Regions from separate parts of the Homo sapiens genome. Here all the other regions are linked to region 1. A link is a loop called in an ENCODE intact Hi-C map of the cell type or tissue named here. Cell type or tissue: PC-3. All regions are shown on one strand.

The links. Peaks named below come from ENCODE experiments on the same cell type or tissue, not always from the same donor. Only the 100,000 strongest peaks of a DNase experiment are listed, where the experiment ranks them.
Region 2: it touches region 1 in a loop (11-fold over the local background); 63 of 110 quality-filtered maps call a loop at or near these places.
Region 3: a loop joins it to region 1, with 9 times the contacts of the local background. A loop is called at or near these places in 46 of 110 quality-filtered maps.

The regions. Positions count from the first base shown.
Region 1 is chr22:45,078,051-45,086,050 of GRCh38, reverse strand. No RefSeq gene overlaps it. Among named protein-coding and RNA genes, the nearest start is that of PHF21B, 72 kb to the right of the region's middle. In PC-3, CTCF peaks have their summits at 3,047 (motif pointing right) and 4,332; a DNase peak (open chromatin) is centred at 2,000; H3K27ac peaks cover 1,067 bases; H3K27me3 peaks cover 344 bases.
Region 2 is chr22:44,817,572-44,825,571 of GRCh38, reverse strand. It overlaps PRR5-ARHGAP8 (PRR5-ARHGAP8 readthrough), which reads right to left. Exons shown (of 15, transcript NM_181334.6): 9 at 3,103-3,201; 10 at 1-89. ARHGAP8 (Rho GTPase activating protein 8) reads right to left here. Exons shown (of 12, transcript NM_181335.3): 6 at 3,103-3,201; 7 at 1-89. Among named protein-coding and RNA genes, the nearest start is that of ARHGAP8, 69 kb to the right of the region's middle. RefSeq lists a silencer at 4,698-4,797. In PC-3, a CTCF peak has its summit at 4,772 (motif pointing left); a DNase peak (open chromatin) is centred at 4,761.
Region 3 is chr22:44,972,357-44,980,356 of GRCh38, reverse strand. The region is part of intron 2 of PHF21B (PHD finger protein 21B); the gene reads left to right. Among named protein-coding and RNA genes, the nearest start is that of PHF21B, 34 kb to the left of the region's middle. RefSeq lists an enhancer at 429-1,008 and silencers at 4,535-4,704, 4,434-4,728. In PC-3, a CTCF peak has its summit at 4,537 (motif pointing left); a DNase peak (open chromatin) is centred at 4,596; H3K27me3 peaks cover 2,248 bases.

The sequences.
Region 1 (8,000 bases):
TCTACTAAAAATACAAAATTAGCGGGGCATGGTGGCATGTGCCTGTAATCCCAGCTACTCAGGAGGTGGAGGCAGGAGAATCGCTTGAACCTGGGAGGCGGGGGTTGCAGTGAGCTGAGATGGCGCCATTGCACTCCAGCCTGGGCAACAAGAGTGAAACACCGTCTAAAAAAAAAAAAAAGTGTGTGTGGCTTCTTTCACCCCCCCCTTTCTCTCCTGCTGCCTTGTGAAGGAGGTACCTGCTTCCCCTTTGCCTTCTACCATGAGTGTAAGTTTCCTGAGGCCTCCCAGCCATGCAGAACAGTGAGTCAATTAAACCTCTTTTCTTTATAAATTACCCAGTCACAGGTATTCTTTATAGCAGTGTGAGAACAGACTAATACACCCTGCTCTGGGGCTGACAATCGAATCCTGGCTCTGCCTCTTCCTAGATTTGGAACATTGGGCTATTTACCTTACCTCTTTGTGCCTCAGTCTCTTGGTTTGTAAAACAGGAATAGGAATAGTACCATCCTCATGGAGTTTATTTGAGGGTCAAAATGAATGGATACATATAGAGTGCTAGAACAGGCCTAACACACAGTAAGTGCTTTTAAGTACCAATTAATCTGTCTCAGTCAAATAAACAGCACCTCCTTAGAGACAGACTCTGCTCTAGGTGGGGAGAAGATGCATAACAGTGCAGCAAACAGATGGAGCCCCTGTGCTCCTAGAGCCTGAGAGATGCTGTGGATTCCACTCAAGTCAACTAGTATGGGGCTTGTCATCCTGCCCTGAAGGCGGTTCTTTTCCAGGCTTTTTGTCTTGGTGAACTGCTTCGTCAGCCAGCTAGGTACCCTGGCCCAAAGCCCACCACACCCTCCCTTACCTGCTCCCAGCCAGTCTGTCCTCAGCTCTGTGAGAACTCCGTATCCTCACCTCTCCCATCCATCCCTTCCATTGTGATTGCCTTGGTGCAAAGTCTCCATCGTCTCTTCCCTAGACGAGTTCAACAGCTGGTCTCCTAATCACAACCCCACTATTCCCCCCAATCCATGTTCCAGAAGGAACTTTTCTTAACTGCAAATTCTCATTATCTATGAGAAAAACCAACTCTATGCTCATCTGCAGGGCCCAGGTGGCCCTACAACATCCACCCTTCTGCCTGTCCTGCCCCAGCCCTGGCCGCGCCTGCCTGCACTTAGGGTGGAAGGACCCAAGGCCTTAGACTGTCCTCAGGGAACTGAATGTCCAAGTTACCGATGGCTCACAAACAACCCTACAACTCAGCAGCTCTAAACAGCTGTTCTTTTCTTGTGAGTCTACGGCTCAGCCGGGTGGTTCTTCCATTTATGCCTGGGTTCTCTCATCAGTCTGTGGTCAGCTGCAGGTTGAGCAGGTGGCTTTGCCTAACTTGTCTGGTCTCTTTCATGCCTCTGGAGCCTAGACTGGGACAACTGGGCTGATTTGGCCCTGCTCCATGGGGTCTCTCATTCCCCAGCTGTGTGACTTTGGACAACTCCCATAACCTCTCTGAGCCTCAGAGTGAATAGTGATGTCCATCTCATGGTTAGCCAGGCTTGTTCCATGGAGGTGGCAGGGTTCTGGCAGGCTTGGAACAGACACATGGTTACTTCTTCAACACTCTGTTGGCTAAAACAAGTCATGTGGCCTACCCAGGGCAGTGCGGCAAATGGATTGTACCTCTCAAAGGGAGGACAGCAATGTTTCATTGCAAAGGGTGCAGGGAAGGGTGAAGAAATGGGACATTTCTGCCAAACACCCCACTGAGGGATCTGAGAAGAGCTGTCACTTTCTCTCCTGTCTGATTCTTTCCAAAGCTACTGTTAAGAATTATAGAGGCAAATACAGTGAGTCAATTCGTAAAACAAAAGATCATCATGGTTTCTGGGAAGAAGTTTTTGCAGTCATGACTGAGTCACTGCTGCCTGTGCAGGGGGGCAGGAGGGAACAGCTTAAGCCACCCAGAGCTGAGCATGTGGCTCTGTTTTAAGCTGACACCATGCACAGCTGTCTATGCCACTGCTCCTTTTTATTGAGCCAGTGGGTTGGAAAGGGAGCTTGGTGCCAATGTGACTAATAATTCTAAATTCTCTATGTGACAGTCATGGAGAATAAAGAGCGAGGCATCACTGTCAAAGTTTTGAAGAGCATTGCTTTGGGTATTGCTGTTGACTTTCGTGCTTCTACCGTGTGAGGTCTGGTCTCACGCCAGGCAGGGCTGAGCTCTGTGTGAACAGTATTTACTCCTACACTACCTCCTGAGATGGGCATTAGTGTTTGGTCTGAGGCTCAGAGAAGTCGTGAGACTTGTCCAAAGCCACACAGCTGAAATACAGACAGCCTGGAATGGAACTCTTGTCAGACCCCAAAGACAAGTTCTTTTTTTTCTTTTTTAGACAGAGTCTCGCTCTGTTGCCCAGGCTGGAGTGCAGTGGCGCGATCTCGGCTCACTGCAGCCTCTGCCTCCTGGGTTCAAGCAATTCTCCTGCCTCAGCCTCCCAAGTAGCTGGGACTACAGGTGTGCACCACCACGCCCGGCTAATTTTTAGTAGAGACGGGGTTTCTCTATGTTGGCCGGGATGGTCTTGATCTCCTGACCTTGTGATCCACCTGCCTTGGTCTCCCGAAGTGCTGGGATTACAGGCATGAGCCACTGTGCCTGGCCCAAAGACAGGTTCTTTAACCTCCAATGGAATGCAATTTTGTCCCACACTGGGGGCACTGGACAGAGATCCATCTATTTGCTTGGAATGCATTGTCAAGTCAGCGGAAGGGTTAATAGTATTGGGCATCTATAATGTGACAGGTCCTATTTGAGGCCAGGGAGAGACTAAGCTCTCAGAACAGGACATGCCTTCAAGAGGCCAACATTCTATGTGGGGGGAGAAAATAAATGGTTGGATGAAGCAGTTAACACAGACATTGATCCTGCTGTAAGGAGAGTGAAACTAGGTCTGTGATGGGTGAGCACCACCCAGGCGGTCCAGCTGGTGCAACCTGGGAAGGCTTCTTGGAGGCGGTGATGGGGAGCACTGAAGCTGAGGACTGACCACGAGGCGGCAGCACAGCATAGCAGGCTGCAGGGGCCAGGACCGGGTTTGCCTTCCTGGCTCCCTGATGATGTGGCTCAGCGCCTTCCGCTTCCCTCCCGCTGTTTCCTCTTGGTCTCCTTTGCTCTCAGTCTCACCCTGTCCCTGCTTTCCGTCATCTGAAATGGTGCTGCCACTCATGCAGAAGCACAAGACCTTGGGGACTGTCTTTCCCTCATCCCTAGGATTTTTATTTATTTATTTTTTGAGACAGGGTCTCACCATTGCACATGCTGGAGTGCAGTGTACTGGTGCAACCTCGACTCACTGCAACCTCTGCCTCCTGGGCTCAAGTGATTGTCCTTTCTCAGCCTCCCAAGTAGTTGAGACCATACTCAGCTAATTTTTGTATTTTTAGTAAAGACGGGGTTTCACCATGTTGCTCAGGCTGGTCTGGAACTCCTGAGCTCAGGCGATCCGCCTGCGTCGGCCTCCAAAAGTGCTGGGATCACAGGCGTGAGCCACTGCGCCCCGCCCCCTCATCCCTGGAATCTAATCCATTGAGTCCACCCGGATCCCTGACTCCCTTCGCTTCTCCCTAAACTCTGCCTCTGTCTCTGTCCAAACTACCTTCATCTCTCACCCGGGCCCCCACACCTGACTCCTCTCCCAGGCTCTGCCCTCCTGGGGCCCTCTTTGAGGCATGAACGAAATCATGTCACCCTCCTGCTTAACACCCTCCCGTGACTTCCCTCTAACTTAGGATAAAACCTGCGCAGACTCCATCCGTCCCTGCTGCTGGTTCCCCGAGCTCACTCTACACCACTGTTCTCAAGGTGTATCTATCTGTCCCTCAAACACGCTGAGCTGCCCCCTCCCTTGGCCTCTGCACCTGCTGTGCCCCCTTCCCAGCATGCCCTTCCCCCAGATGGTGCCTTTCAACGCTGCTCCTCAGAGAGGCCTTCCCTGGCCCCCAAGCCAAAGCTTCCTGGCCCTTGCTCTCCCTGACACCTATTTGAGTTTCTTCTTGGCTCCATTTCCCACTGAGGTGTGTTGTTGGCATCCTCACCCACCCCCTCGCTCTCTGTTAAACTAATAGCTCCACGAGAGCAGGCCCTGCCAGTGCTGTGCCCGGATGCACCACTGCCAGTTGTGGCCGTTCTATGATTATTTGTTGAAAGAAAAAGCAGTGGACCTCAATTTTCTCATCTGTGGAATGAGGAGTGTGCCCTGTAAGTAGTAAAATGTCATCTAAATGTTAGTCAATACAATTAAATAACCTGCCTTATGAGAGACTGTTCCATACTCAAGGAAGGACAGGTGGCACTGTCGCCCAGCGGTTAAGATTCCAAGCACATGAGCTCACAGACCTGGCTGAGTCTCCACTTCATCTATCATAAGAGGTGTGACCTTGGTCCGGCCATTTAACCTCTGTAAGCCTCAGATTAAAAAGTAGAGATGGGGCCGGGCGCGGTGGCTCACGCCTGTAATCCCAGCACTTTGGGAGGCCGAGGCAGGTGGATCACGAGGTCAGGAGATCGAGACCATCCTGGCTAACACGGTGAAACCCCGTCACTACTAAAAATACAAAAAATTAGCCGGGCATGGTGGTAGGTGCCTGTAGTCCCAGCTACTCAGGAGCCTGAGGCAGGAGAATGGCGTGAACCCGGGAGGCGGAGCTTGCAGCGAGCTAAAATCGCGCCACTGCACTCCAGCCTGGGCGACAGAGCAAGACTCCGTCTCAAAAAAAAAGTAGAGATGGGGCAGGGCATGGTGGCTCATGCCTATAATCCCAGCAATTTGGGAGGCTGAGGCAGAAGGATCGCTTGAGTCCAGGAGTTCAAGACTAGCCTGGGCAACATAGTGAGACCCTGTCTGTACAAAAAAAAAATTTTTTTTAATGGCCAGGAGTGGTGGTTCGTGCCTGTAATCCCAGCACGTTGGGAGGCTGAGGCAAGTGGATTACCTGAGGTCAGGAGTTCAAGACCAGCCTGCCCAATATGGTGAAACCCTGTCTCTATCAAAAATACAAAAAATTAGCTGGGCATGGTGGCGGGCACCTGTAATTCCAGCTACTCAGGAGGCTGAGCCAGGAGAATCACTTGAACCCGGGAGGTGGAGGTTGCAGTAAGCCGAGATTGTGCCATTGCACTGGACCCTGGGCAACAAGAGCAAAACTCTGTCTCAAAAATAAATAAATAAATAAAAATTAAAAATTAAAAAAATTACCAGGTATGGTGGCGCATGCCTGTAATCCTAGCTACTTGGGAGGCTGAGGTGGATGGATCACTTGAGCTCAGGAGGTCGAGGCTGCAGTGAGCTGTGTTTGCGACACTGCACTCAGCTTGGGCTACAGAGCAAGAACCAGTCTCAAAAAAAAAGTAGAGACGATAACAGTCGCTTCCAGAATTGTTCTGGGAATTGAATAAGCAAATGTATGTAAAGCACTTGGCATAGTCCTTGGCACAAGGTAAATTCTTAAGATGCTATAGCTAGTATTATTTCATTATTGTTATGATGATGATGATGATGGTGATGATGATGATGGTGATGATGATGATGATGATGATGATGATGATGATGATGGTGATGATGGTGATGACGGTGATGATGATGGTGATGATGGTGATGATGATGATGGTGATGATGATGATGGTGATGATAATGATGATGATGATGGTGATGATGGTGATGATGATGGTGATGGTGATGAGGATGGTGATGATGATGATGATGATGATGGTGATGATGATGATGGTGATGGTTTGGGTCTACAGAGGCGGCAAAGCTGAGGATGTCTCCATGAGATGGTGGCATTTGATCTTAACCTTGGACAGCTGGATGGATCAGAAGCTATTTCATTATCAGAACAATGGGCAGTAATGCTGCTGTCAGTTGTCTGGTATCCACCACAGGCCAGAAGCAGGGAGGTCGTATCACCATCTTACAGACAAATACATGGAGACTTGGAGTGTTTAAGTAATTTGCCCAGTGGCAGAACAGGGACCGTTCCTGGGCCCGTGCTGTTCCCACATGTGAACATTTTCCATTTGGTGATTTGCCTTCCTCCAGACTGGAAGCTGTCAGAGGCAAGGCTGGCCCACTCCGTTGTTTGCAGGACTGGTGTCCACATGTCCTCAGTGGCTGTGTGCTGAGCGGAAGAACTGGGCCCCCCTGGAGCTTCGTCACCATCCACATCACTCTGAGGCTCTGTTTCTCCATTTGTCAAATGGTCATGATGATATCTACCCCCCAGAGTGGCTGTGAGAAGAAAGTCAGATCATGGTTATGAAGATGGCTAGTACGGGGTGTGTGTGTGTGTGTGTGAGAGAGAGAGAGAGAGAGAGAGAGAGAGAGAAAGAGAGAAAGAGAGAGAAGACTGGAAGAGAGAAAAACTGGAGCAAGGCTGGACTGTGGAGGGCCAGGTGCCATGAGCCTCCAGCACTTTGCACTTGAGCCTGTTGGCAACGAGGAGTCCCCACAGTTTTTAGAATTGAGGTATAGCATACACACTGTAAAGTGTGTAAACTGCCTCACTCTTAAATTGACACGTCCATGACTTTTCACGTATGTGTTCACCCATCAATTGTCATCAGCTCACAATGTAGAACATTTCCAGCACCTAGAAAGACTGCTCCTCCTCTTTCCCCCTCAACCACCCTCCCCACAAAAGGCAGCCGCTATTCTGACCACTGCCACCATTGATTGCTTTGGCTTGTTTTGTACTTTCTGCAAATGGAATCATGCCGTCTGCTCTCTTCTGGACTGCCTTTTTTTTTTTTTTTTTTGAGACAGAGTTTTGCTCTTTTTTGCCCAGGCTGGAGTGCAATGGTGCAATCTTGGCTCATTGCAACCTCCGCCTCCCGGGTTCACGCCATTCTCCTGCCTCAGCCTCCTGAGTAGCTGGGATTACAGGTGCCCGCCACCATGCCCGGCTAATTTTTTGTATTTTTAGTAGAGACGGGGTTTCACCATCTTGGCCAGGCTGGTCGCAAACTCCTGACCTCAGGTGATCCACCTGCCTCAGCCTCCCAAAGTGCTGGGATTACAGGTGTGAGCCACCGCGCCCGGCCTGAGCTGCCTTCTTTTGCTTGTCACGGCATCTGGGAGATCCATCCAGTTTTTTGCATGCAACCGTCGAGCGTTCTTTTGTATTTCTGCATAATGTTCCATTATATGGGTGTATCACACTTTATTTTTCCATCGATAGGCATTGAGTTTCCTTTCTTGTCTATTTTAAATAAAACTGCTATGAACATACTTGCGTCCGTCTTTTTGTGAACGTATGTGCTCACTTCTCTTGTGGAAAAAACACCCGAGTGGAATTGCTGGGTCATGGGCTAGGCATATGTTCAACTTTAGTAGATATTTTCAAACGCTTTTCCAAAGTGGTTGAACTGCTTTTATGCTCACGCCAGCAGTGTGTGAGAGTCCCAGGGGGTGACAGAGCCAGTCTCTAGCAGCTCCTGGGAGTGGATTTGGGGATTAGAAATGGAGAGAGACAGTGGTGGTCTGCATGGGGGACTGGCACATGGGGACCGCCCCGAGGGTGGCTCCATCCGCTTTGCTGAAAGCCTCCTGGGACCATGCTTACAGAAACCTGAAACCCATGGATGCTTCTCCCACCACAGTCAGAGCCCCACCTGCCCCAAGGTGACAAACGCCCAGTCACACCCCTGGGAAATTCTGCTTCCAGAGGTCTGGGGTGCGGATGTAGCCTCAGATACCGAAAAAGCAATGCATGTGGTTTTGTGCACAACTGCAGGGCTCTGACGCCGGTTAAACCCGCGGGCCGCCAGCCCCACTCCATCCTCTCTCTTTTCTGAGGCCGGTTAAACCCGCGGGCCGCCAGCCCCGCTCCATCCTCTCTCTGTGCCAATGGAGAACTGGGAACTTGCGCAGCCTCTCCCTCCCCAGTCCAGGAGTGCGGTGGCTGGACTTGGGCTGCCTGATGACGCTTGGTCTGCC
Region 2 (8,000 bases), 260 kb after region 1:
GCTGTGTGGGCAGCGGGGGCCGCGGCGGTGGTGTCTTGGTGGGAGGCGGCGTCCGGCCCTCGTGCAGGCTCTGGAGCTTCTCATCGTACCTGTAGACACAACAGAGGCTGGGATCTCACCTGGCAGGGGCAGCTGGCAGCCACGGAGGCGCTGGGTGGGGCTGGATGCCCCACCTGCAGGACACCTGGGCATCTCATCCCTCTGGGCGCACGTGCCACACTGCCAGCTCACACACACACTCACATACACACAGTCACAATCCCCCATTGCTGTGGGCTGTTCGCATAAGAGGCAGTAGTCCAACCTCCAGCAAATGTCCAGTCTCTCCTGAGGCCCCTGGCCAGCAGAGCAGCCTCACCTGCTTACCATGCGGTCAGCCCCAAGGTGGGCGTGACCACCCTCAGCTCTCGCAAGTGTCTGAATTTAAGACGAGAGCTGGCCGGTAATGCTAAAGGAACCTCGTCCCTTTTGTTAATTACTTTATCCCCAGTGCCTGGAAAGGGCTTGCTGCCTACTAGATGCTCAATTAAAATATTTGTTGAATGAAACAAGAAACCCATGAATGAACAGATGGACTCTGAAAAGGATGGATAAACTCTGAAGGAGGTGGTTAAAGCCTTCGGGTGAAAAGAACCTCTGTGCTCGGCACGGTGGCTCACGCCTGTAATCCCAACACTTTGGGAGGCCGAGGCAGGTGGATCACTTGAGGTTAGGAGTTTGAGACCAGCCCGGCCAACATGATGAAACCCCATCTCTACTGAAAATACAAAAATTAGCTGGGCATGGTTGTGCACACCTGTAATCCCAGCTACTCGGGAGGCTGAGGTAGGAGAATCACTTGAACCCAGGAGGTGGAGGTTGCAGAGAGCCGAGATTGCGCCATTGCACTCCAGCCTGGGCGATAGAGCAAGACTCCATCTCAAAAAAAAAAAAAAAAGAAAAGAAGAAGAAAGAAAAGAAAAGACCCTCTGTGCTCAGGTAACAGTCCTTCCTTAACACAGGCAAATACGTATTGAAGCCCTACTATGTGCCGGGCACTGTGCATACAGCAGGGACCCGGCCACAGGATGGGGGGGCACATGACCATTAGTTGGCAGCTCGGGAGTGAGGCAGTCAGTGACACAAGATGGTGCAGGGTTAGGCACCCGACAATGCAGGAAAGGTCTGCGGAGAAGGTGGTGCACTGGACTGAGCCTGGCCAGCCAAGCACGTGTGAGCTGCTACCACGTGCGGTTGTTTTTTGTGAGTTAATCACAGCGCTCTGCGCCCCAAGTGGCTCCCCAGAGATGTCTCGGTCCCTCATGAGGGGCCTACTGTAGAGGGGTTATTTTGTCTACTTTACAGATTGGGAAACTGAGGCTTGTCAAGGTCTGGTGACATGCCCCAGGTCACAAGCTGGGATGACAGCCAGGATTCAGCACCCCAAGGCCCTGCCCTGCCGCTGTGCCAGTGGGTCTCAGCCTCTGGTGCTCGCAGCACCCACCAGGAAGTATGTGGGGGTGGAGAAAATCCAGACTCAGCCCCACCCCCAGTCTAGAAGCTGCTCATTTAAAAGCATCAGCATTGGACGTGTCCTCTGGGGTTCTGCTGCATGGCTATGGAACAGGGGTGCCGGCTGCCTACTGAGTAAGTTCAGGAGCTCCCAATGCCCAAGCCCAAGCCCCTCTCCCAAACCTCATCCCCTCTGACTCACAGGACCCTGCACCCTCAGTGTTGCCAGCCACCTGCACATTCCAGAGGCCCTAGACTGCACCCAGTACCCACTGAGAAGCCGGAGCTGCGTGTTTCACAGATGCCGTCCATTTCATCCCCAAATCACTCTCCCACACAGGAGGATGTGAGTTACCCTTTGTCACCAGACCAAATCACTTCCACCACAGAGCTGCTACAAATACATCTTCTGAGCCGTCTCCATGGACTCCCCCGGATCACTTTAGTGAGGTCTGGGAGTGGGGTCTTGCCAGGGCCCACGGGCGACCAGGGATTCCCATCATCCTCTCATGGCCTCCAGGTCCAGTTCACTCTCCTCTGCTTGGCACCAAGGACTCCCGGCCCAAGGTGACCTCCAGCTTCACGTTCACCAACTTCTGCCTGATCACATGGGACTTCTCACTGCCTCCAGATCTCCCAATATTTCACCCATATGTTTGCAGGAGGGCTTCCCTCTGCTGGAAATGTGCTTCCCTGGCCTCTTCATCTAGCCAACTGTCCCTGTGAAACTCACTTTAAGAGCTACCTCCTCCTAGAAGTCTTCCTGGATTACCCCCACACACCAGTCCCCTCCCCAGCTGGGTTCTGTGCCTCCTCTGGCCCCTGTCATCACTGATTTGTGGCCCTCACTAGTCTGAGAGTGTCATGAGGGCAGAGACCACACTCCCTAAACACCTCTATATCCCAGCACCTGCCATGTGACTTGGCGTCCGGAGAGAAGTTATTATCTCCATTACCCCTGCAAGGCTACCAGCCTTCCCTGCACGTACTTTGGCAAGGGCCTGCTCCTTCAAAGGAGCGCCTCAGAGAGGGAGACACAGGGGCAGAGGGAACCCAGGCTGGGGGTCCAGAGACCCAGGCTGGATCTGGCCGCGCCCTGTACTGGCTGTGTGGCATACGCCTTTCTGGGCAGCCTCTATTCATCTGGGCCTACATTTAAGCCTTGTAGCAGACACACCAATTAAGCTTTCAGCATCCAGGAGACAGGTCGTTTTCTAGAGCACCCGTGACGTCCCTGAGAACACTTCATTCTGTACACAGCGTTATCCACACGCCTGGGAAATTCTCCTAATTTTCTGCTCAAAAGCAAAAACGGTAAACACCAAGGCAACAAACGGCCGTTGCCATGTTAGGGCTTATTTTTTAAATCAGTTTTGCAATGGTGGGCGAGGAAAACATCCCGTCCTGTATACAACCTTTGCCATTTCATTTCTCTGAGTCAGCAGTTAGCACCTTTTGCTGCGGATCTTTGTCGATGCCGCAGATTTCTGAGCCAAATCTAGCCAAGCACACATTTGGAAATCAAGCCTTAAACATTCATGGGACTGAACCAAGCCCTTTGGAAGCACGAAGATGTATTGATGCGGCTTCTGGGGTCTAACAGGCACTTACCGCAAAACTTCGGGAGGGATGACCAGCTGGTCGTATTTAAGGTGTTCGTGGAGCTCACTCAGGTAGTTGAAATAGATGACTTTCTTCCCAAACTTGTGACTAAGAAAGCAGAAGCAAGAGAATAAAGAACGATTAGGCGCCAGCAGAGAGGCCGAGGGTTGCAGGGAGGGAGGGGGAGTTGGCGGCAGAACAATGCAGGCATTTTTCATATTAAGAAAATGTAAACGCTGACACGACTTAAAACCCGAACATAACACAAGCAGCGCACGCCGGGAGATATTTTGCTTTCACGAGATCTCCAATGCACCAAACACGCTGGAGTGGCTCATCTGCATAAAAATAAATATCTGCCTCCAATTTACATCTGCCCTGAATTTGCATATAGGAGATAGCGCGGAAGTGCCAAGAAGCGCTTTTGGGGGATGCAGGCTAGACAGGGGGCACTAAGCCACTGGCACAGAGAGAGCAGCTCTGAGGTTGAAGCCTGCCCCAGGGCAGCCTCAGTTGCTCGCGGTTTTGGGGTCAGTGGTGGCTTCACATTTGGCCACCTCTTCTAAGGAGAGGAACCAATGAGGCTCTCCAGGTTTGTCTCCAGGACAGTCTCTCGGACCCCAGGGAGCAGCGCAGCCACAAGGCCAGACATGCCCTGACCAGGTGCAGCAACTCCGTCTTCTCCCTCCTCTTGTGCCCCAGGGCAATTCACTCCCTCTCAGGGCCTGGGTCTGAAAGTGGGGGTTCTCCCTCCTAAGTGAGGGCGGAAGACAATGCAAGGCTATTTGCAGGTCTAGTCCACTGCCTGACGTCTGGTGGACATGCTCGCTGTGACGACTGCTATTAGTAACAAGGCTCAGCATGAATTGCAAAGTGGGGATCATTGACAGATGGATGCGAGCACGCCTTTATAAGAAGCCTGTAATCCCCGCCTTCTTTATGATAGTCTAGGTTTGGTTTTTGCCATAAATATATCATTTGAGTTTTATTTTGGAGGACAGTATTATTTCTTTATTGTATATGTTTAAGATATACAACTTTTTTTTTTTCGAGATGGAGTCTCGCTCTGTCACCCAGGCTGGAGTGCAGTGGTGTGATCTCGGCTCACTGCAAGCTCCGCCTCCTGGGTTCAAGTGATTCTCCTGCCTCAGCCTCCCAAGTAGCTGGGATTAAGGTGCACACCACCACGCCTGGCTAATTTTTGTATTTTTAGTAGAGACGGGGTTTCAACATGTTAGCCAGGATGGTCTCGATCTCCTGACCTCGTGATCCGCCCGCCTTGGCCTCCCAAAGTGCTGGGATTACAGGCATGAGCCACCGTGCCTGGCCAAGATATACAACTATTAATGTGGGTAAAGAATTATGTTGTTACTGGAAAAGGAAAGTTATGTATTCAGCCAAACCGAAGATATTTTATGTTATTTTATGACAATTTGAAAGTCTTGAAATAAGTATTCATGTATTTTCAATGTCGTTTATTTTGTGAAATCAAAATAATTCAAGTTACCGTGGCAAAAACAAAAAATACGGAGATCATGACAGGTAGGAGAATCCAAAGGGACAGCGGCCGCCCAGTGCTCAGCCCAAAGCTCAGCCCACAGCTCAGTCCAGCGCCAGCACCAGCGCCAGGTGGTTCCTAAAGGAGCCCCGAGGGAGGCCGAGCTGTGTGCACTGGCTCCCCCTAGTGGACGAGAAAGAATCGGACCCGGGGGCTGAGGGAGGAGGGCGGGGATTGCCAGGTTTCTGTATTCAAGGACACTGCCAGGTAGGCCAGGGAACCCGGGCTGAAGGCTGGGGCTGCAGAATAGCCACCAAAGTGCAGTGTGCCCCTCACCCCAAGCACAAGGGGAGGGAGGAAAGCGGGGCCTGCCTTAGTGCCTGCACCCCAGCCCCCGGAGGGAAGGGGCTGGTGGGACCCCTGCAGGAGTGTCCTCACCGCCTGCCCATTTAGACGCCACAGGACTCGGGGACAGTCTGGTCTCTGCTGGAAGGATGCCGGAGGGTGTCCCCGGGGCTGTGAAGTACTGTCAACGTCCTGTGTGATGGGCGGGAGGAACCCACTAAGGGCAAAGGGAGTCTTGCCCCTCTGCAGGAACCATTCTCAGGGACAGAGGTGCCCGCTTCAGAGCTGCAGGGAGGCCTCCCATGCCCAGCCCCTCACCTTCCTCTCTGCAACCTCCCTGACCTGTCCTGCAGGCCAGGCTCTGCCAAACACGGACTCTGGGACAGGTGCAGCCAGGGCCCTGCCACTTGCCTCTCCTCTCGGGAAAGGGCCCACAGGCCAGCTCAGCCAGGGGCTCCCAACACGGCGTGCGGCAGAGTTGCTGGGGTTTTGTTAGACCTGCAGCCACAGGCACCACCTGCGGGGATCTGAGTCAGGAGGTCTGGCGAGACCCAGGGCCTCAGAGTTCCTCTACTTCCTTCATTTACAAATGAGGACTTGGGAAACAGAGAGGTTATGTGGCTGCCCAAGATCTCACAGGCAATGGGCTGCGGAGCCCAATCTGGGCTCCAGAGCCCCAGCCCAATTCCTATGGTCCTCTCCTGGCAGCTGCTTATGTCCAGGCATGAGGCAGAATGAGGGGTAGAACCACACAGGCTCAGGTTGGATCCCAGCCCACGCCCCCTCTCATGGTGCGACTTGGGCGTAACCTCTCTGAGCACCAACCTCCTCTTCTTTGGAATGGGGAAAATGTGGCTGACTTCACAGTACTGTTTTGCGGTGCTGGCACATAAGGTGCGTAAGATATTGGAATCAAATTAATACAAAAGGGTAGTTTTAAAAGATTTTTTTTTCTTTTTTCTGAGGTGGAGTTTCGCTCTTATTGCCCAGGCTGGAGTGCAATGGCGCGATCTTGGCTCACTGCAACCTCCGTCTCCCGGGTTCAAGCGATTCTCGTAGCTCACCCTCCTGAGTAGCTGGGATTACAGGCGCCTGCCACCACTCCCCGCTAATTTTTTGTATTTTTAATAGAGATAGGGTTTCGCCATATTGGCCAGGCTGGTCTCGAACTCCTGACCTCAGGTAATCTGCCCACATTGGCCTCCCAAAGTGCTGGGATTACAGGGGTGAGCCACCACGCCCAGCCAACTTAAAAACATTTTAAATCAGGGCCAGGTGCAGTGGCTCATGCCTATAATCCCAGCACTTTGAGAGGCCGAGGCTGGAGGATTACTTGAGGTTAGGAATTGGAGAGGAGCCTGGGTAACATGGCAAAACCCTGTCTCTACTAAAAGTTCAAAATTTAGCTGGGCATGGTGGCGTGCCTGTAGTCCCAACTACTTGGAAGGCTGAGGTGGGAGGATCACCTGAGTCCAGGAGTTCGAGGCTACAGTGAGCCGTGATGGCACCACTGCACTCCAGCCTGGGCAACAGACTGAGACCTTGTCTCAAAGCAATGAAACAAAACAAAACAACAACAAACAAAAAACACAGTACTAGCAGCTAACATTGAGTATTTGCCTGGCAGGCCCTATTCTAAACAGTCAACATGGTGCGCTCCTATAATCCCAACACTTTGAGAGGCTGAGAAAGGAGGATCACTTGAGGCCAGGAGTTCCAGTCCAGCCTGGGCAACATAGCGAGACCCTGTCTCAACAAAAAATTGTTTTAAACTAGCTGGGCACAGTGGTGCGCACCTGTAATCCCGGCTATGTGAGAGGCTGAGGTGGGAGGACCACTTGAGCCCAGGAGGTTAAGGATGCAGTGAGCCATGATTGCACCACTGCACTCCAGCCGGGCTGATGGAACAAGAACCTATGAAAAAAAAAGAGAAAAGGAAGGAAGGAAGAAAAATAAAATAAACACTATATGTATTAAGTCAGTGAATTATTATGACAATGGAATGACTTAAATAGCCTTGTCAGCCACATGGGGAAACTGAGGCAGAGAGGGGTTGGCTCTTTTGTTGAGGGTAATGGGTAATGGATGGCAAGGGGCAGAGCAGTCGAGCCCAGGCAGTCTGGTGCCATCACCATCACGCTGCCACGTGGAAAACAGGAGGAGCAGGTGAATTTTTTTTTTTTTTGAGACTGGAGTCTCACTCTTGTTGCCCAGGCTGGAGTGCAATGGTGTGATCTCGGCTCACCGCAACCTCTGCCTCCTGGATTCAAGTGATTCTCCTGCGTCAGCCTCCCAAGTAGCTGAGATTACAGTCATGCGCCACCACGCCCAGCTGATTTTTGTATTTTTAGTAGAGACGGGGTTTCACCATGTTGGTCAGGCTTGTCACGAACTCCTGACCTCAAGTGATCCTCCCATCTCGGCCTCCCAAAGTGCTGGGATTACAGGCGTGAGCCACTGTGCCTGGCCAAGCAGGTGAACTTTTTTTCCAAGAACCTTAGAGGTTTCTAGAACTCTTAAGTACAACAAAGTCTGACTCTGTCGCCCAGGCTGGAGTGCAGTGGTGCTATCTCAGCTCACTTCAGTCTCTGCCTCTCGAACTCAAGCAATCCTCCCACCTCAGCCTCCTGAATAGCTGGGACTAAGGTACGCGCCACCATGCCTGGCTGATTTTTATCTGTTTTGTAGAGGCGAGGTTCCGCCATGTTACCCAGGCTGGTCTTAAACTCCTGGGCTCAAGTGATCCACCTGCCTTGGCCTCCCAAAGTGTTGGGATTACAGGTGTGAGCCACCATGCCTCGCCCTCTAAGGACTTTTCTCTGTTTTTTGAGATGGAGTTTCGCTCTTGTCACCCAGACTGGAGTGCAATGGTGCAATCTTGACTCACTGCAACCTCTGCCTCGTGGGTTCAAGCCTCAATTCTCCTGCCTCAGCTTCCTGAGTAGCTGGGATTATACGCGCCCACCACCACACCCGCTAATTTTTTGTGTTTTTAGTAGAGACGGGGTTTTGCCATGTTGAGCAGGCTGGTCTTGAACTCCTTACCTCAGGTGATCCGCTAGCC
Region 3 (8,000 bases), 110 kb after region 1:
CCTACTTCAGCGTGGGTGAGCAGTGACTGCAAGCCAGTCTGAGGTGTAGATAGAGACACCTGAGACCCTGAACCTGTCCTCCAGGAGTCCAGATCTTCCACTGGGGGCCAGACATGCTGACATCCTGCAGAAAGAAACCAGTGCTCCTTTTGGAGTGGTGAAAATGTCCTGGAACTTGGCAGGGGTGGTGGTTGCACAGCTTCGCAAATGGAGTAAATGCAGTGGCCTCGTAGGCTTTGAAATGGTTACTTCTTCTTTCCTTTTTTTTTTTTTTTTTTTTTTTTTTTTGAGACGAAGTCTTGCTCTGTTGCCCAGGCTGGAGTGCAGTGGCGTGATCTTAGCTCACTGTAGCCTCTGTCTCCCGGGTTCAAGCGATTCTCCTGCCTCAGCCTCCCGAGTAGCTGGGACTACAGGCACCCGCCATGATGCCTGGCTAAATTTTGAATTTTTAGTAGAGACCGGGTTTCACCATGTCGGCCAGACTGGTCTTGAACTCCTGACCTCAAATGATCCCCCTGCCTCAGCCTCCCAAAGTGCTAGGATTACAGAAGTGAAATGGTTACTTTTATATTATGTCAATGGTTTTACCTCAATGAACAAAAACAAGCAAGACAACAAGACATTTTGAAAGCCCAAACACCATAAACTGGGCACAGCTTAAAGTGTCTGAGCACACACAGCCGGTAAATGGAGATAGTCATGGACACCAAGTCTCCCTCTGAGCAGGGAAGGAGCTGGAGGAGCCAAGAGGGGAGAGGCACAGCTGCCACGGCGCTGGGCACGTCACAGGCCAGAGTTGGAGAAGGCTGGGGAGGACACTGGGCAGACATGAGACAACCTTTCCTTTCTGCCACTGGCTGCCCTCCAGGGGCTGCAGGAAGGGGTCAGGGTCTGCCTTCCTATGGCTGGGAGGGGGCTGGCAGTCCTGCAGCCCCGCCTGTCCTTAAGACTGCCTCCTGAGTGCCCTTGCACGACCTCGGGTGCCTGTCAGAGACCACGACAGCCTCTGGAGTGTTGGCTGCTCTTTCCCTGGTGTCACACGTGAACTTGGCCTTGGCCACTGTGTTCATCAGGCCGCCAATACCAAAGGACCAGGGCTGCTCAGAGAGGCAGCCCCCAGATGGCACCTCCTCCCTGTACCCCACTGCCCCCAAGCCAGCAGGAGGATCCTCCACACTCTAGATCTCTGCCAAGCACTGTGGGTGCAGGAGAGAATGAACCAGATGTGGTCTACCCTTAGGGGGCTGCAGCTGGAGCTGCCTGAGCCACGTGGCAGCGAGGTCTAGGGGTGCTGGAAAGGGACAAAGCTGGAAGAAATGTTTTCTGAGCCCAAAGTGCAGTTTCATTGCAGGGGGTGGTTGTTACTGGGGGTGAGGCTGTGAACTGGGAAGATGCCCTGTCCTGCGTTTTCTCCCCGGGGCCAGTGGGCCTGCCTCACCTGGGATCTCCAGATGCAGCAGCTGCACGCAGAGTCTACACAGCAGTGGCCACCTGGTTCCCCTGTGGACACATCCTTTGTTCCTCAGAATGAAACCATCTTGTCAACAGCCTTCGCCTATGGGAGCCAGGAGATTGGTTAGCTCCTACGGGAGCCAGGAGATTGGGCAGGTGTAGTAGAAGAGGAAAAAAGGGCGGTCATTCTACAATTGGGAGGATGCCTTACCCGAATCAGAGAAATGCTGATGAAAACCACAGGGAGGCTGGGCGTGGTGGCTCACGCCTGTAATCCCAGCACTTTGGGAGACCGAGGCGGGTGGATCACTTGAGGTCAGGAGTTTGAGACCAGCCTGACCAACATGGAGAAACCCTGTCTCTATGAAAATACAAAAATTAGCCAGGTGTGGTGGCGCATGCTTATAGTCCCAGCTACTTAGGAGGTTGAAGCAGGAGAATCGCTTGAACCCGGGAAGCGGAGGTGGCAGTGAGCCTAGATCGCGCCACTGCACTCCAGCCTGGGCATCGCAGGGAGTCTCCATCTCAAAAAACAAACAAAACAAACAAAAACAAAATCACAGGGAGAGTCCTTTTTGTTTCTTCCAGACGAATACCAACACTGAAGGAGAATGATGACGGTGTTGGGGGCTCCTGGGTGTGAGGAGTGCTGCTGGGTGGGAAGTGGGAGAATTTGGAAAACAATTCGGAAACATCTAGTAAAGATGAGGGGAGATGTACATCTCCTGCAAACCGGAGATCCCACTTGTAGGTATTTCCCATAGAGAAATTATTACACACGTGTCCTGGGAGGCCTGAAAATCCTAGCAGCCAAAATGAAATACAACAGAATGTGGCCACCACTGATGGATAATGGATAAATATGCACATGTATGCACTGTGTCTACAGCAAGGAAAAGGAATGAGTGAGGCCACGTGCAACAACCTTGACTCTTGGGAGCTTGGAGTTGAAGTTTTCTTCAAAAAGTTGCAGAAGAAAACTTCATATGATTTCATTTAATTAAAGTTCAAAACATGCAGGCCAGGTGCAGTGGCTCACACCTGTAATCACACACTTTGGGAGGCCATGGTGGGAGGATTACTTGAGGCCAGGAGTTCGAGATCAGCCTGGGCAACATGGTAAAACTCCATCTCTACAAAAAAAAAAAAAAATGAAAAATGAGCTGGGTGTGGTGGCATGCACCTGTAGCCCCAGCTACTCTAGAGGCTGAGGTGAGAAGATCGCCTGAGCCCAGGAGGTTGAGGCTGCAGTGAGCCATGATTATGCCACTGCACTCCAGCCTGGGTGACAGAGCAAGATCCCATCCCAAAAAACAAGCGATATCCTTTTTTTTTTTTTTGAGACACAGTCTCGCTCTGTCACCCAGGTTGGAGTGTAGAGGTATGATCGCATCTCACTGCAACCTCCGCCTCTCAGGTTCAAGTGATTCTCCTGCCTCAGCCTCCCAAGTAGCTGGGCTTACAGGCGCACACAACCACACCTGGCTAATTTTTGTATTTTTAGTAAAGATGGGGTTTCACCATGTTGGCCAGGCTGGTCTCAAACTCCTGACCTCTGGTGATCTGCCCACCTCGGCCTCCCAAAGTGCTGGGATTACAGGTGTGAGCCACCACCGTGCCTGGCCTGATACACTTTTTGATATACATATGTGGTAAACTATTAAAAAAAAAGTCTGGGAATGAAAAATACAAAATAGTAGTAGTTACCTGTAGCGAGTGGAGGATTTCAAAGTGAATATTTATTTTATTTTTTCCTTTCTTCGTTTTTTTCTTTCTTTTCTTTTTGAGACAGGGTGTCATTCTGTCATCCAGGCTGGAGTGCAGTGACATGATCACAGCTCACTGCAGCCTCACCCTCTCGGGCCCAGGTCAGCCTCCCTAGTATTAATAGCAGGGACTACAGGAGTGTGCCACCTTTTTTGCATCTTTTGTAGACACAGGGTTTTGCCATGTTGCCCAGGCTGGTCTTGAACTGCTGGGCTCAAGCGGTCCTCACACCTGGGCCTCCTAAAGTGCTGGGACTGCATTGTGAGCCCCCGCCCGGCCCTGGCCACTTTCTTAACCCGAGTGCTATGTACATGGATGCTTCTGGTATTATTCTTCAAATGTTACACGTTTTAGAACCTTTAATCTCTCTTCAGTACTTAATAAAACATCTGTATGTTTTTAAATGGGCCTGTAGGTGTGGGGCTTCCTGCCTCAAATGTGAAATTCTGTGCTTTAGTACAGGCAGATGGGTCTGGGCTGTCCTTGGACATACAAGGACCTCCAGGGACAGGACACTTCCAGCTCCCCAGAGGCTGCAACTTGTATAACTTGCAGAAACAAGACGGAACAGTCAAAAGTGCATGAAACCAACTGTGTAAATTGTGAAATGTGAATTGTAATTTTGCTTTTTTCCTTCTAAAATGGCATGAAGTCCACATTTTAAAAGTTTGGATAGGGAAAGATTGGTCAATGGGTACAAAGTTACAGTTAGGTGGGAGGAATAGTTCTGGTGTTCCATTGCACAGCAGGGTGACTGTTGTGCTAACAATATGGTATTATGTATCTTAAGACAGTGTGAAGAGAGGATTTTGAGTGTTCTCACCACAAAGAAATAATAAATGTATGAGGCGATGGATATGCTAAATACCTTGATTTGATGATTACACAATATGTACATGCATCAAAATATCCTACTGTACCCCATGAATATGTAGTTATGTGTCAATTAAAAACAAAATGTTTTCTTGAGACAGGGTCTTGCTCTGTCGCCCAGGCTAGAGTGCAGTGGCGCAATCATGACCCACTGCAGCCTCAGCCTCCTGGGCTCGGGTGATCCTCCCACCTCAGCCTCCTGAGTAGCTGGGACTACAGGTGTGCACCACCATGCCAGGCCAAATTTTTTGAATTTTTTTGTAGAGATGAGGTTTCGCCATGTTGCCCAGGCTGGTCTCGAACTCTTGAACTCAAGCAATCCGTCTGCCTTGGCCTCCCAAAATGCTGGGAATTACAGGCGTGAGCCACTGTGCCCAACCCAAAATTTTTAAAATAGGTTTTCTTTTTAACCAAGGTAAATTCTGGAAATGAAGCAAAACTGACCAGCGCCCTCTCCTGGGCGAGTTGGAAGTGGAGCCCTGGGTGGGAGGACCCGCTGGCCCCAAGAGCCCTGCTGGTTCAGCACCACGGACAGCACTCAGGGCAGCCTCTTTACTGGGCGTGGCCGTGGGCTTCCCTCGCTGATTTGGCCGCAGCTTTGGGGAGGAAGGTGGCAGGAGCCTGGGTTCCCTCCTGCCTTCCTCGTAGGCTGAGATGAGCTGGAAGAAGCTCATGCCACAGTGCGCAGCATAGCTCGGTGTTCTGTAAATGCTTAGAAAACCCTCTCTGCTGTCAGGGCAGGAGGGCGCCCAGTGATGAGACCTGCTTGCGACTCATGAGGGGACTCCATGTGCAGTACCGATGTCACCAGGCCTAGAGGGACGCCTGCTCTCCATACACTTTCTAGGCTGGCTGGAGGGAGGGGAGGGACAGGGGCCTCTTATGGCTCTGTGAGACACCCACCCAAAGGCGCTTCCTGCTCCGGAAGGAACAGTGTCACGGTGGCCAGAGGGGGAGTCCAAGGCCAGGCAGGTGCTGGTCACTCCTTGGGCTCATCCCAGGCGTGGGGCTGGCTGAGGGAGCTGAAGTGTCTCAGCCAGGAGCTTGGACCCTTGATTCTGCTTCCCTGGAGAAAAGGTGGGTTTGATGGAGAAGGGGTGAGAGGAGGATGGTGATGGGGGCTTCAGGAAGATTCTCTGCTCTCTTCCCTCAGCCAAGGGTGCAGATTGGGGAGCAGGTGGAGAGAGAGGAGAAGGTGGGGTCAGCGTCCAGGACAGGCTGTGGCTCCATGCTGGAGGAGAGACAGAGACCGACAGGAGGATGTCTGAGGATTCTTTCAGCTTTGAATTGTAGGATGTTTGTTTCTCATCACAACACCCATGTGTTAATTCACATTTCATTTTGATCTGCTTGTTCAATGATTGGGTACTGAGTGGTATTAATATGATCAGAATTTTCAATAACAGAGAATATTACGCTATTCATTGAAACAAATTGGTTGGCATCTATATCTCCATATACCACCCTGGTCTTATTAGATCTAAATCATATTCACGCTCAGCGCTCTGATTTGAACTGTAAACCCAGCATGGGAGGCGGGATACCTGCTGTTTGAAGAGCTCTCTTTCTCCTCCAATTTCTGGTCTGATTGGACACACACTGTATAGCACCAGGCTGCATCTATGAGCAGGTCAGGTGGTGACGAGGGCCCGGAAGTGACCCGCTGTGGTCACAGTGGATTTGCCTAGTGTTAAAACTCAATGTAAGCTGCACGGATGTAGGACTTTGTGCAGGGTGGTACCAACACATGTGGGTATGTCGGCTGTTTGGGTGAAAATGTAAGCATGTGTCATGTCAGGGTGTGTTTGTGCAGACCTCTGTGTCCTTAAGCATATGCATTTTTTTTTTTTTTTTTAAGACAGGGTCTCTGTCGCCCAGGCTGGAGTGCAGTGGTGCGATCATGGCTCACTGCAGTCTCAACCTCCTGGCCTCAAGTGACCCTCCTGCCTCAGCCTCCCGAGTAGCTGGGACTACAGGCATCCGCCACCATGCCCAGCTGATTTTTATATTTTAGTAGAGACAGGGTTTCGCCATGTTGGTCAGGCTGGTCTCGAACTCCTGGCCCTCAAGTGATCCACCTGCCTCGGCCTCCCAAAGTGTTGGGATTACAGACGTGAGCCACCGCACCTGGCCGCATATGCACGTTTACAGCATCACACACAAACACTCCAGGCAGAGAATGGAACTGATAGTCACGCCTGTCTGCTGTGGCCTCAGCCCAAAGCTTTTAGTACTTCTGAGCAAGGAGGAGTGTCAGCCTGGCCAGGGTGTCTCACTGGTGTCCAAAAACTACGCCCCTAGTGTTGTTTCTGCTAATTCTGCCTACATTGTCCTTACCTGCCTCCTCTTCTGGCTTATTCCTGCTAATTTGTTAAGAATTGACTTGGCACCACCTCCTCCAAGAAGTCTTCCCTGACTTCCCAGTGCTGGGCTAGGTCTTGTTCAGCTAGTTGCATAGCTTCTGGGGACAAGAGCCACACTTTCCTCTCCCATGGCGACCCCACCCTTACACTGTCTTGAGAAAGCTGGGAATACAGTGGGTACTCTGTATATGTTAGTTGTGTTTCAGAATGGTTCCTTTTCCCCTCACCCCAGTCAAGCACAGTGGGATTTTTCTCCAGTATTCACTTGGAGACCCTGGTGGGGTTTCTGAAGGTAAGCCTTATAAAAGTGTGCCCCCCACCCCACGCTGAGCCCCTAGGTTTTAAGTCTTGAGGTAGCCCCCACTCAGCTTGAGCAGTTCGCTGAAGTTGCCTTTTTGTTCCTCCCAGTTCCTGGCTCCAGCAGCCTGTCCTCACTGTGAGCTGTGGTTCTCTGTCTCCGCCTGTCTCTTTAGTTTTAGGGTTGGCTGTTTGTCCTGTAACCTCAATTTTCTGAGGATTCTAAGAAAAGTCACTGATTTTCAGTTTGCTTAACTTTTTTCTGGTTTCAGGGGTGGGAGCTGACATCTGCCAATCTGGAAGTTGATGTGCATAGGTTGAGTGCACTTGAATCTTCTCTTTGCTTCTTTGGCGGACCCAGGGTCCAGGGACAGGGAGGGGACAGGGTGGAGACCAGCAGACCCCGTTTTCTCTGACTGGGGCCTGAGGACCTGAAGGGAATGCAGCCCCTCGGGGACTTCTGTATTAAACACAGACACACAGACTCCACCGGGCTGTGATGACTGGGGGTGGGGAGTCAGTCATAGTGTTTGCACTTAATTCTGACAACAAAGCTGAGGGTCATCAGAGCCCGGAGTGGGAGTTTGTTAAAGTGACAGTCACCTGGTGTCATTCTCACAGCTGAGGACCTCCTGCATGGCGGGGAGGGTGTGCCTCCTCATCTCTGAGCGCCCTGCCTGCCAACCTCCCTCCCCCGCCCCTACTTCCTTGGCCTACTTGGGCCTTGGCACCAGGCCTGTGCCAGGGCCCAAGTTGTCTGGCAGCAAAGACACAGTCCCTGTCTGTAGGGGGACGGACACACAGCTCCTTTGCACACAGCTTTGGGACAGGGAGAGGGGCAGAATCCTATTTGTCCTAGGAGAAGCTCAGCTCCACCTGGGTGGGACATGCAGCAGGTGCTCAGTGTTTGTTGACTGACTGAGTGAGGGCTTTCAAGGACCCACACGATGTCCGCTTCTGCCCAGAGCACCCTGAGCCGACGTACATGAGGAGTTTCCACTGAGGAGCCATGTCAGGGCGTGCAGTGTGGGCCTGGAGAGCCAGCACCGGCTTCCTGGTTCCACTGAGCAGCCGCGTCCGCCAACACTCGGTTTCCGGCTTCCTCATTGCACTGAGCAGCCGCGTCTGCCAACACTCGGTTTTCGGCTTCCTCGTTCCACTGAGCAGCAGCGTCCGCCAACACTTGGTTTCAAGCTTCTTTGGCTTTTCAGGTTTTTTCCCCTCTTAACAAAATGATGAAAATGCACA